2 separate regions of the Homo sapiens genome follow, and region 2 is linked to region 1. A link is a contact called in ENCODE Hi-C data. All regions are on one chromosome and are shown on one strand. The core of a region is the stretch at or near the end of the contact, and the rest is flanking DNA. Distances in the headings are between cores, read along the strand shown. Region 1 has its middle 53 kb from the start of WNT11. Region 2 holds the start of DGAT2-DT (DGAT2 divergent transcript).

Region 1 (6,266 bases), core at 1,604-4,103:
CCTAAACACAGCTCTCACCCTATGAGAACTGTTACATAAAAGAAAGCAACATTTACTTACCTTTGCTATATGCATTGTACACACTAGTTAACTGGATAGTTGGTGAAGGGAAGTTTCTCTTATATAAATATTCCAAGTAAAAAGATTCAGAAGGGATCATAGAATTAGGCTGTCAGCTCTTCGCAACTCCTAAATAATGAGCACGTCTAAGACAATGCTCATCAATGGCACAGAAAGGCAGGCAACCAGACACCTGATGCCTCCTGATGGAAAAGCACACACCTTTGAAATAGCCTTGGCATAAGTTTGACCCTGAATATAATGAAGCATCTATCCGTGCTGTCCAAAGACAGCAGACACCAGCCACATGGAGTTCTGAAGTCATTGAACAGTGGCTAATCCACATTGAGATGTGCTATGAACACAATCCACACTGAACTGCAGAGACTTTGTACAAAAAAGAATGTAAATTCTTTTGTATTAATTTTTATATTGATGACGTTAGAATGATAATATTTTGAATATATTGAGTTAAGTAAGATACAATTAATTTCATCCATTTCTTTTTGCTTTTTAAAATGTTACTACCTGAAAATCTAAAATTACATATGTGACTTGCACTTGTGGCTCACATGATTTACTATTGGGTGGTACTGCTCTGGATCTAACTACCAGTTTATGGGAAATTCAAAGGGCAGATGAGCCTTTAACACCAGGAAAATGCAATCAGAAAAATCCAGACGGTTGGAAACCCCGCAGGACGAGCCACCTGGTTTCTCCAATAAATATATTGAAAGAAAAAATACATAGAAGAAGGGAAAACCTATTAACAAGAGACTCAAGAGACATATAAATCAATCCCATTATGAACCGTGCTTGGTTCCTGTAAACTAAACAAACTGAAAAAAAGAAATTAAGGGACAATCAAAATGGAAGCACTGACTAAATATGATATGAAGGACTTGTTATTTGTTTAGGTGTGATAATAGCATTGTGGTTTTGGTTTTTTAAGTCTTTGTTGCTTAGATGCATAGAGAAATATTTACAGATGAGATGCATCTGTCTGGGATTGGGGATAGGGTGTGAATGGGGTGTGGAGGAAACAAGATTGGCTATGGATGATGGATGACAGGTGACTGGAGTCCGCTGTGCCTTGTGGCACACACCCTGCCCTCCAGCCAGGTGGATGCACTTGCCATTCCCAGAACGCCCTGCTCCTGCAGCCCTGGGGCCTTTGCCGCCATGATGTCTCTGCCTAGAATCTTCCCCCCTAACCCACAGCAAACCTCTGTCCACCTGTATGCCAGAGCTCAGCTACCCTCTTCTCCTCTTTGAAGTCCTCTCTGACGTCTTCCCCACTCTCCACCCACCCACTCTCCCTCCTTTGTGTTCCCCCACTACCTGTGTGTGCTTCCAGCACAGCCCTTCCTACATGTCCCTACGTGTATGTTTCCCTATCTGTCACCTTCAGTAGCCCATGAGCTCCCACGGGGCAGGCGCGGGATTTTAAGGCACAGCTTGTGCTCAGGAAAACTGGATAGATTCGTCTTGGTGTGTTGAGTGTCCATTTTACAGAGGAAGCAGTTGGGACCCGGAGAAGTTAGTCTTGGCTAAGTTCACAGAGCTAAAAAGTGACAGAGCTAGGACTTGAAATCAGGACCTTTGAGTCACGTCTCTGCCTGACCTCAGCCCTGCGGGCCCCGTTCCCGCCATTCCTTCCTGCCTCTCACGTTGACTGGGCTCCCCCTGTCGGTCGGCACTGGCTGAACAGCCATGGAGTGGCGCTTTGGGGAAACCACGGGCGACCAGGAAAGATCTCAGGCAAGCCTCGGGTAAGTGAGCTGTAAACTGAGACCTGAACCCAGACACAGCCCATGCCAGGCCGAGCGAAGAGCCTGTGCAGGGGCTTGGAGTAGAGAAGAGCACGGCTCCTGTGAAGGATTCAGAGGCTGGAGCTGGGCGATGGGCCACCGCGCGGAGGAGGCGCGGGCGGTGGTCCGAGTTCCTCAAGGGATCTACAGACGGCGCCCCTCCTACCCAGGGTGTTTCCTGATGATTGTATTTTGTATTTCAGCGTTGATGATTTTTTTTTTCACTACTTCACCCCCTCCCAAACGCCCAAAACTGCCTGGTGATTTTTTTTTTTTTTTTCAAAGTGCATCCTGACCCCTCTGGCTGCCTCCATAGACTCAGCTTTAGTCCCGGCCCATCCTGCTGGCACAAGGAAGCCACCGCATGTGATGGGGTGTAATTTACAGCCACAACCCTAATGTGCAGAAATATCACTTTATTTCCCCGTAACTGTCCTCACCCGAACCTGTTTTGGCCGCTGGCAGCAAAACGCTTATCTGACCACTTCAAGGCAACTCATTCATCTCTAGTTAAAGATTATCCCCTAGGGGGTAAATGCTCAAATTCCCCAAATTTCCTGACCTCACCCCTTCTGGCCCCAGGGACCAGGCTTCAGGCAAGTGTCTCCTGACCTGCCCGTGGTGTGGCTCATCTGGGTGTCAGGGGCCGGCCCCACTGCAGAGGCCCTTCCTTGGTTCTCACCCTGGGACCCTGTGCCCCAGGGCAAGGCCCACTCGGCTCCCTTGGGGCTCAGCCACCTAGCCCACTTTCCCTCACTGCTGAGATCAGGCCACCTGCATGGACTTCTCTACTCTGCTGGTTGGCTGTCCTGCACCCTGAGGAACACGGAGGACTTCTATGAAGGCTTGCCTGGCTCTTCCTGGCAGGCCTTGGGCAGTCAGGTCCCTGTTTCCCATTTAGAACCCAGAAGGGGACAGGGACCGGAGAGGAAGTGCTTCTCTCCAGCTCCACGAATCTTTTGACTTTGGGCTTCCTGCCTTCCAAATAGCCCCCACTGCAGCTGTTCACACCTTCACTTCCTCTTTCAAAGGTGAGAAGACTCCTACATCATCACCAGCGTGTATTTTTCTCTCCTCTATGGCTTTTGTTTGTTTGCTTGTTTTGATGGTTGTACATTCAAAGTCCTCCAGGCTCTGTCTGGTCAGAAGTCACACATCCTCTCCTTGCTCAACAAAGCCTGGCCTTGTGGGGAAAGCTTGGCTTTCCAGACAGGCAGCATTTCAACTCCCTTTATCGTTCTGGGCTGTATCCACTCTGCCCTGGAGGCAGTAAATGGGGGAATTGGTGAAGGAGTCAAAGGAATGACTAACACCCCAGCCTCGGCTGCTGCTCTCACTGCCACAGAGCAGGGACAGAGCAGGCGACTGGACGCACGAAGCATTCCTGCTGAGTGAAGTCCCAGGGATGTTGGGGCCTGCAGCCCAGACAAAGGAGCCCTAGAGATTCGGAGGGAGAGAAATAAGTTGTCATTGACCTGTAGTGTGGGCATGTTAAAGGCTGAGGAACTGGCAGTGTGGCATGTGGCAGGATTGCCAGGGTCACAGGATAGACAGTGATTTAGTTTCAGCAAAATATCATCCACCACGTTAATATTGCTAATATGAATTTAATTGGCTTAGTAGTTTTGTGTGGTTTTAATTTGTAAACTTGTTTTGGTTTAATGGTTGTGGGAGAGCTATAGACCTTAGTTTATATTTAGTTTTTAGTTTGTAAAATGTTCTCGAGAGTGAAAATGGAAGAATGGAACAGTCTATAATAATTCTTCCTTGCAATTCATCATCCGTCCTCCACACCACCCGGAAAAAACAGGACCCAGGAGGACATGGAAACAGTCTTTATTTCAGGGTTGTGCCATAGCTGCCCACCCTATGAGAGGAGGTGGGAAGCCCTGGGAGGGCTGGCTTCACCCGTCCCCAACCTGGGTCTTCCTTCTAGATCCTTGGGTGCCCTTTGTGGCTAGGCCCTCTCCTCTAGACTCTCTGGCCCCTGAACTATTTCCCCTGATGCCTTTAACCCCTGGGTTTCCCTCCCTCTTTGAGTTCAACCTTTTCTTTTCTTTTCTTCAGCCCCTGGAGGGTCCAGGCTGTGGAAGGGGCTGTGGCTCCTGTTGGCAGCGCATCCACCAGACAGACTCTGACCATTTGCAGCGCCAAGTGGGGTCCCTCCTGGCCTCACTGTGCCCAAAGTGTTTCTGTCTCTCACTCCACCACGGCTGCATTCCCAAATGCCCCCTCTGACTTCTGGGTTCAGTGTGTGCCAGGCTTCAGGAAAGAGGGGGAGAAGGAAAAGATCCCACCTTGGCACAGACTTCTTTAGGCGATATTACAAAGAAAAATCAGGTTTCAACCTTAGGGGGTCTCTACAGGAATTTTTAACCTTGAAATAATCCCTACATTATTTATTGTATGGTGTTGTAGGCCTCACTAGGGAATTTTTACTTGATCTTCAGTGCAATGGGAAACTTTGGAAGGGCTGTCAGCATGGAGAGTGACATGCTCTAGCATAGGTTTTCTTTTCTTTTTTTTTTTTTGAGACGGAGTGTTGCTTCGTCGCCCAGGCTGGAGTGCAGTGGCACCATCTCAGCTCACTGCAACCTCCGCCTCCCAGGTTCAAGTGATTCTCCTGCCTCAGCCTCCCCAGTAGCTGGGATTACAGGGCACGTGCCACCACACCCAGCTAATTTTTGTATTTTTAGTAGAGACGGGGTTTCACCATGTTGGCCAGACTGGTCTCAAACTCCTGACTTCAAGTGATCCACTTGCCTCAACCTCCAAAAGTGTTGGAATTGCAGGTGTGAGCCACCGCCTGTGGCCAGCCTAGGTTTTCAAAAGAGTGCAGTGGGAGAAACTTCCTGTAATGGCAGTGGTATGACGTGGCTGCATGAATTGTCCTGCAGATAGCAATTATGGAATCTAGACAAAGTATTAAAAAAAAAAAAAAGTATGTAAAGCCCCTGGAAAGTGTCTTAGAAAGACAAAAGCCGGAAAAAAAGTTTACTCTTGAAAAATGGCAAAGAGAAGAGGTAAGAATCATGGCAGCACTCTCACACCCCCGAGGCTGGAGCAGGTGGTAGAGAGTAGAGTTCAGAACTGTAAGGGCAGCTGGAGCATCAAAGGGGACATCCTGGCAGTGAGATAACTGCAGGAGGCCTCAGGCCCGAAACCCGAGCACAGATTCTGTCCAAATATTCCAATGCTAGAGGGCCTGGTGAAAAAAAACAGGCAGGAACTGGAGATAAGTTACCCTCGAAAGACAGAGCAGCTCTGGACTGGGTAAAATATGTGAGTGTCCTGCTTTTTGAACAGTGAGTGAATTTCCCAACCTGTATACAGCGCAGCCAGCAGAAAGTGAAAAGTCTTACTGCCTTGAGGTATCAGAGAACAGAGTCCAAGCCTGGTAGAGCAGCTGAAAATTTAGGGGAAAATCCACAGAAGCAAGGGAACCATCGAAAAGTGAGCACCAAAATCTGAATGTAAACTTCCCAATCCTTGGATGACTGCCCAGTGATAGCTGCAGGGGACCCCTGGGAGCCACACTGAGAAAAGCCATGAGTGGGAGCTGTGGGAGCGGAGCAGAGGTTTCTGCTGCTCGGCACTGTGGAGGAGACAGAATGTGCGGCTGAAACAGGCAAACGACCCCCCAGCAGAATAAATACAGCAATCATCAGAGGAGCACGAAAAAAACCCAGTTTCCAAGCTGCACCAAAACAGGAAAATGTGACTTACACTCAGGAAAACAAAAAAGGCAAACAACAGCAACTGACTCAGTGGCATGCATGTTGGCATGTTGGATTTAGCAAAGACTTCGGAAACAGTGGCTTTTTTTTTTTTTTTTTTGAGTTGGAGTCTTACTCTGTCACCCAGGTTGGAGTGTGGTGGTGCGATCTCAGCTCACTGCAACCTCCGCCTCCCAGATTCAAGTGATTCTCTCACCTCAGCCTCCCGAGTAGCTAAGACGACAGGTGCCCACCACCACACCCAGCTAATTTTTATATTTTTAGTAGAGACGGGGTTTCACCATGTTGGCCAGATTGGTCTCGAACTCCTGATCTCAAGTGATCCACCCACCTTGGCCTCTCAGAGTGCTGGGATTACAGGCATGAGCCACTGCACCTGGCCAAAAAAGTGGTCTTAATGAGTGAAAAGAAAGGGATTCTCAACAGAGAAATATAAATGCACACACACATACTTGATGTATAATTGAAATGGAAAATTCACTGGCTAGGCTAGACAATAGATTGGAGATGGCAGAAAAAAGACTACCTGACCCTGAAGACAGATTAACAGAAATTATCTGGTCTGAAAATAGATAGGGAGAATAGATTAGAGAAAAATGGCTGACTGCACTGCCCCATGTGGGAGCTCCTGAACTTTGGAAGTGAGATGGGAGCAGGG
Region 2 (6,594 bases), core at 4-2,503, 380 kb before region 1:
CACATGCTGGTGGATCTCGCTTCCTATGCTCTTCCCTAGATCAGGCCTTCCCTCCATTCCCTCTACCACTGCCGTGCCTTGAGGCTCATCCTCTCTCACATGGATCCCCCGCCCCTACAGCCTCCCCACTGCCCTCCTGACCTACAGCCTCTCCTGTCCATTTCCCATACCATGGCTAAGGACACTTAAAACCCACCTGACCAGCCATTTCCCTACTAAAGCTCTCCCAAGACCCGGCTCCCCCCCAATATCTCAAGAGTGGCACTCCCAAACCTCTCTCAGTTCAAGCACCCGCGCCTCTCACTTCAGCCTCATTTTCCACAGTTGCCTGGGCTCCAGCCACTCCAGGGCCCCCAGCCCTGCCCCAAACATGCTGGCTTTTCTAACACTTTATGCCTATCTTTCTGCTTTGCCCTCACACCTTCCATCTGCAAAATTCCTATTCATTAATGGGCAAACCATTCTGGAATGCTTTCTATGTGCCAGACACTACCTAGGCTCTTTTTATACCTTATCTCATTTACTTCTCAAAGTACCTCACAAAAATAATAATTATTATTCCCATTTTACAGATATGGAAACTGAGGCTCAAGAGAGGCAGGGCAAGAACTGGACTCCTAGTCTATCTGATTCCAAACCTGCTGTGCACCAACCTCTCTGGGAAGTGCACCAGCGCCCCCACTCCCCCAGCCCAGGGCAGAGTCTTCTCTACTCTGTGGTTCCATAGCCCCCTGGTTTCTCGCTTGTCCCGGCCGTTGTCACCAGTGACTGTGTGCGGCTGTCTCTGCTGCCCCCCAGCGTGAGCATCCCAAGGGCAGAACCTGGGCTGATCTGGCTGGGTCCCCAGCACCCAGCAGGGTATAGGTGCTCTGTGAGGTTTCTTAATAAAGAGATGGAAAGCCAGAAGCAGTTTGGGTGGTTGAGATACCCAGCCCTAACCTAACTAATCCTGATACCAGTGACCAAAAGCGGGACCTTCGCATCTTTGCTGCCAAAAGACAGCCCCTCCTAAAGAGTAAAGGCCCGACCCCCTGCACGCCCTCTGCCTGCACCGCACGTGCTTGGTTTTCCCCGCCCGGGTACTGGCCGCCGGGCCGTACCAATCTCCGCGGGGGAGCGCCCGGGGTCGGACTGAGGGAGCGAGGGGAATAACCGGGCGCGCCCCTTGGAAGCAGGGCTCAGAGCTGCTCTCCTCTCACGCATTCCCCGGATCCGCGCGGAGCAGGCTGCTGGCCAGCCCCGGGCCCGCGCCAAGCAGAGCCTCAGGTGCGGTTCCCCCACAAGCAAGTGGCGCGGGCGGCGGCTTAGAACGGCCCGCCCCGCCCGCCGCGTCGGCGCCTGCCCCGTTGTGAGGTGATAAAGTGTTGCGCTCCGGGACGCCAGCGCCGCGGCTGCCGCCTCTGCTGGGGTCTAGGCTGTTTCTCTCGCGCCACCACTGGCCGCCGGCCGCAGCTCCAGGTGTCCTAGCCGCCCAGCCTCGACGCCGTCCCGGGACCCCTGTGCTCTGCGCGAAGCCCTGGCCCCGGGGGCCGGGGCATGGGCCAGGGGCGCGGGGTGAAGCGGCTTCCCGCGGGGCCGTGACTGGGCGGGCTTCAGCCATGAAGACCCTCATAGCCGCCTACTCCGGGGTCCTGCGCGGCGAGCGTCAGGCCGAGGCTGACCGGAGCCAGCGCTCTCACGGAGGACCTGCGCTGTCGCGCGAGGGGTCTGGGAGATGGGGTGAGTGCCACGGCGCAGGGGTTATGGACCTGCGAGAAGATTTTCTGGAAAGGGCCCTGTGGCAGGCTGGTGGGTACTGATGAGTCCACGTTCATTCTCCACTGTGGCACTCATCAATTTTTACGACCTCTGTTACATCGCTTTCCACCCGCCCCCCAGCTTGTTTCCCTCATCCGTGAGGTGGGAGCGGTACCACCCACCATTCTTAGTTATTAGGGATATTCGAGAACTCCTCCCCAGCCCCCACTGCGGCTGGTGACCCCTGGCACTTCCCTCCCCTCTCCCTTCACCAGGTAGAGCGAGCTTTGGCAGTGATAGACTGGATGGGCAGGATGGTATGGGTTTTGCCGTCTCCTGAGACAGCCACCAGACGGGGAACATGCCCGACTGGAACAGGTGTGTCTGCCCTGTCCTCTGTCCCACATCCATCCTCTCGCCCAGGCTCTGGAGCCCACATAGCAGCAACTCTTGAGCCTGGCATGCTTAGAAGGCAGCGGAGAGGACCCTGCATGTCCTCCAAGGTAGAACTGAGGTCCTCAGTGAATCGCGCAGAGTTGAAATCAACCCCCGCCCCGCACCCCCCGCAGCTTTTCCCAAGCGAGGAATAGCAACTCTTCCAACCCCCACCTCCCTTACCTAGAGCTGGAGAAACTGAAGTGGGAGGAAGCATGCCTAAGTTTTCCTTAGCTGATGCCTTGACCCCTGGATTCAAGTACAAATCCGGTAGACCCTGGGAAGTCATCACAGCTGTCCTGGTCTGCGTGTGTGTCTTGCATGAAGCCCCTCTCCCTCTTTCTAAGTCTGTATTCTGTTTGCTGAGCCTCTCTGACATGGATTTTTCTTTAGTAACTAACGGTCGCCTACACCGCCCACCTTTGTTACAAAAATAAAGCTTGCTAATTATGGAATTTTTGAAAATATAGACAAATGAAAAAAATTTCTGGTAAATCGACTATCCAAAGATACCTTCCTATTAGCATTTTAGTATATCTCTTGATCATTTTCTTTATACACATTGCATAGATACAATTGAGGACATGCTGTAGATATAGTTATGAATCTTGTTTTCTCCCCCTTAATGTAACATCGAGGTTTCCCTTCTGTTAATCAGAATCACTTACAATGTCCTAGTGGTTGCAATAACCCACCCTGCAGCTGTACCACACTTTAACTGTGACCTAGGCATTGGCATTGCTTCTTGTGTGATTATCGCTGTGGTTATCTGCCCCTCTTGGTGTGGGTGCTGCTCGTAGCCCTTGAAGAGGAACCCAGCTGCTGCCCTGTCTCGGGGGCGAGCAGCTTGAGCTGCCCCATGTATCCAGCCAGTAGCCTCTGACAGCCCCTTCTCTCACTTGAGTCCTTTTCTGTTCCCTGTGTCCTTTGATGTCCTTAGGGACATCAATGGATGAATGGACTTGCCCTTGTTCATGCTGTTAAAAATGTTTTTGCACTGGGCAGTGGGATAGGGATGTTCTCTGTGGTAGTGCTTCCTGGAGACCCCATTCCGTCGGCTCTGCCATCCACAGGCTGGGAGCTGTGTCTTCCAGGAGGCAGTGACCCTGGCTGTCATGTTTTTGACTTAGAGTTTGTTCCTTAGGAGAACTTGTACTCTAGCGAATGGTTTTAACCAAGCCACTTAATATCATGTCAGGAACATTTCCCCATGTTGTTATCAGATCTTGAAAACTTTTTTTTTTTTAAACTGGGTGCAAGGATTTACATCATGGAATGTAGGAAGGGCTGGTATGAAATGCAAACCAGTCAGTTCAGCTTTCTGGGATCTACTTTGGTGAAAGATTGGGTGGAGTAGGGGAGGGCACTGAAGCACATTTTGTTATCTGGGCATCTCCATTAGACCTGCCTTCTAGATCCTTGGTCCTTGAAGATACTCCCCAGTGGCCTAGTTTGCCTCTGTGGGTAAGGTCCCACTGTTGTGAGCTGGTGAACAGCCCGTCAGTGACAGTATTCAAGTAGAGACCATGGATTCTGTGAAGGGAAGTCCTGTGACGGGTGAGAGATTGAAATAGATACCTTGGCATCTGGTTTCTTGGCCAAAAAAAAAGGCCAGCTGTGGGAGTATGGGTAGGTGGGTGCATGCTGGGGGAAGCGGGAGTCTGTGTTGATATTTCCTAATCCTTGGAGGGCTGTCCTGTGCCAGACGTGGAGTTTGCAGAGTTCATCAGGACAGGAGGGATATATATCCTATTCTTTATCCTTGCCTTTGGATTGGGGGCTCTTCGTTCAGAAGAGCCCTCTGACACCTGCCTGTGTCCTCAGGGTTCAGCACAGGACCTAGCATGAGATGTTGGTGGTCCCAGTAAAATTTTGAGCTGATTTGTTGTGTGCGGCTCCAAAGAGTGAGGCCAGGAATAGGAGTGGGATGATGGGTGCAAGTTTTGATGTAGCAGAGGAGTCCTTTCTGACAGCTGTTGAGGACTGCAACAGGCTGGGGTGGGTGAGGATGGAGTTCCACATCACTGTGGATCTGCTTGAAACTAAGTGGCTAGATTGTTGGGGGTAACTGGGAACTGAGGGTTGACAGTCACCTAACCTAGTCCTAAGTCAGAATGAGAACATTACTCTCATGCTTCCCTCTCCAATTCCGTGTGGCTTCCCCCCTCACCTACATCACTTCCCCAGCTGAATAGAGGCCACTTTGGGGCTGCGTCACCAAGGGCTCATCTAGGCTGAGAAAGGAGGGCCAAGAGTAATGTTGTATTAACAGGCTCAGTGACTCAATGGTCAGTGTTGAAATCCTGCCCCACCTCCACCCTCCTGCCCTCAAATTCAACAGCAAGTACTTGAGTTGTAAAAATTAGTGCTGGATCGGGCCCAACCCTCATGTTACAGATGGGATCACTGGAGTCTCCAGAAAGAAGGGACTTTCCCAGGGTTATCAAAGCCAGGCTAGAACTCAGATCCATCTCCCAGTCTGTGGCCTGACTCCTTAAGCCAAGAGAAGGGTTGCAAGGCCGTGAAGGGCTGAGTGCAGGGCTCTGTGCATTGTAGGTGCTCAGTGGTTTGCTGAATGAGTGAAGGTTGTCTCCATGGTGCGGGTGGCAGCTCATCCCTTCTCAAACTTTTTGAGGAAGCTCCCCAAGCCTGCCCTAGTGGATTAGAGCACTAAGATCCCCCAGAGCTTTGGCTGCCAGGTGAATGCCAGTTGCCCCCTACCCACACTCAGTCACACTTCAGACTTTCCAAACTCTTCCTCCTGGCCTATGAAGTAAGCCCCAGGTGAACAGCCTCCACTGCCATCACGACTTCCTCTCCTAGTATGTCACCCACCATGCTGCAGACGCATGGTGGTCTTCCTGTTCCTGCAGCATTACTCCCAATTCAGTCTTACCTCAGCGCCTTTGCATATGCTGCCTGTCTGCCCAGGTCTTCGCATGGCTGGCTTTACAACAGTCAATCTCCTCTCAGAGGTCTTCCCTGGCCACCCTATCTAGAGAGCCACTTCCAATCTAGAGAGCCACTTCCAATCACCACATCTTCTTTTATTTTTATAGCCTTTATCACTACCTAAATTTTCATGCGTGCTTATCTGTTTAAGCAATTGTCTCCCCAGTAAGAATATCAGTCCCTTTGCCGGCCGCGTGCCATGGCTTTCGCCTGTAATCCCAGCACTTTGGGAGGCCAAAGTGGGAGGATCACTTGAGGTCAGGAGTTCGAGACCAGCCTGGCTGACATGGTAAAACCCCTGTCTCTACTAAAAATAAAAAAATTTAGCCAGGTGTGGTGGTGTGTGCCTGTAATCCCAGCTACTTGGGAGGCTGAGGCAGGATAGTCGCTTGAACCCAGGAGGAGGAGGTTACAGTGAGCCAAGGTTGTGCTACTGCACTCCAGCGTGGGTAACAGAGCGAGACTCCATCTCAAAACAAAACAAAAAGAACAAACAGAAAAAGAATATGAGTCCCTTGGAAACAGGAACCTTGTCTGTCTTTCTCAGTGCTGTGACATCTAGCACAGTGCCTGGCACTGGTAATAGGTACTTAGTAAGTATCTGTTAAACGAAGGAATCATTAGTGGGACTGCCCCATTCCTCTTGGAGGAAGCCCTGCTTTTAGCTTCAGTGTGATTCCTCGAGCCTTCCTTGGGCCTCCTCTGTCCCTGTAACCACCTGTGCTAGGGACTGGGTGCTGGGGTTGTAGCTGTTCCCTGCCCTGGAGGTACCCACAGTCTGGCAAGGAGCTGGCTCCAAGGCTGAGTGGCAAGTGGGCAGAGCCAGTCTCAATGGTCACCCTTACTGCTTCCCAGGGCTTATTAGAAGCCCGAGAGCTGGGGTTCCAGGCCTGACATTTTTCTGGGATGTGGCTGGGGGCTTCACTTCCTCTCTGGGGATCTCACTCCTTCTATCTGGAAAATAGGGTCAGAATTCTCAGATTCTCAAGGATGGAGGGTTTGAGTTAACCTGAGTGTGAGTGTTTGTGAACTTGTGACATTCATGTTAGTCCTTGTCATTTGTCCTGTGTTACACATTCAGCAGGCCCCCAACACTGTAGAGAGTGGCAGACCCTGCTCTAGGGCATCCAGGAAGGCTTCACTGAGGAAGGGACTTGGGGTGTGGACCCTTCATTTTATTGATTGAGCACCTTCTGTGTGTCAGCTGCAGTCCCTGCGTTTGAGGAAGTGAGACCAGGGGGATGTACACAAGATGACTGTGCAGAGTGATCTGAGCAATGACAGGAAAGACTGCCAAGAGGTGAGACCGGGGAGCTTGATCACCCTGAGGTCAGGGAAGTCTTCCTGGAAGAGGTGACATTCAGTCCGGATCTGGAAAGATGAATAGACATCAGCAAGACAGGCAAGAACATTCAGGTACAGGAAATAGCATAAATAGAGGCATGAGATTTGGATGGGAGAGGCAGACTG

Evidence for each region. A loop is a pair of places that touch in the nucleus more often than their neighbours do. Pooled maps may share reads with other maps.
Region 2: a pooled map shows a loop between it and region 1 (4-fold over the local background). The contact joins the promoter of DGAT2-DT here to the enhancer-like site in region 1. A Hi-C loop is called at or near these places in 4 of 37 single-sample maps with no recorded cell type and 8 of 50 pooled maps.

The regions. Positions count from the first base shown.
Region 1 is chr11:76,150,603-76,156,868 of GRCh38, forward strand. No RefSeq gene overlaps it. Among named protein-coding and RNA genes, the nearest start is that of WNT11, 53 kb to the right of the region's middle. RefSeq lists enhancers at 1,355-2,235, 1,887-1,976, 2,877-2,936. Within about 2 kb of position 2,854, at least 13 of the 41 ENCODE cell types and tissues checked have a DNase peak (open chromatin) inside an H3K27ac peak, as active enhancers do.
Region 2 is chr11:75,767,394-75,773,987 of GRCh38, forward strand. DGAT2-DT (DGAT2 divergent transcript) reads right to left here and starts at 1,254. Exons shown (of 4, transcript NR_046090.1): 1 at 1,101-1,254. DGAT2 (diacylglycerol O-acyltransferase 2) reads left to right here and starts at 1,385. Exons shown (of 8, transcript NM_032564.5): 1 at 1,385-1,719. The coding sequence starts at 1,599. RefSeq lists enhancers at 688-1,188, 5,943-6,092, 6,233-6,462 and silencers at 1,275-1,384, 1,465-1,704.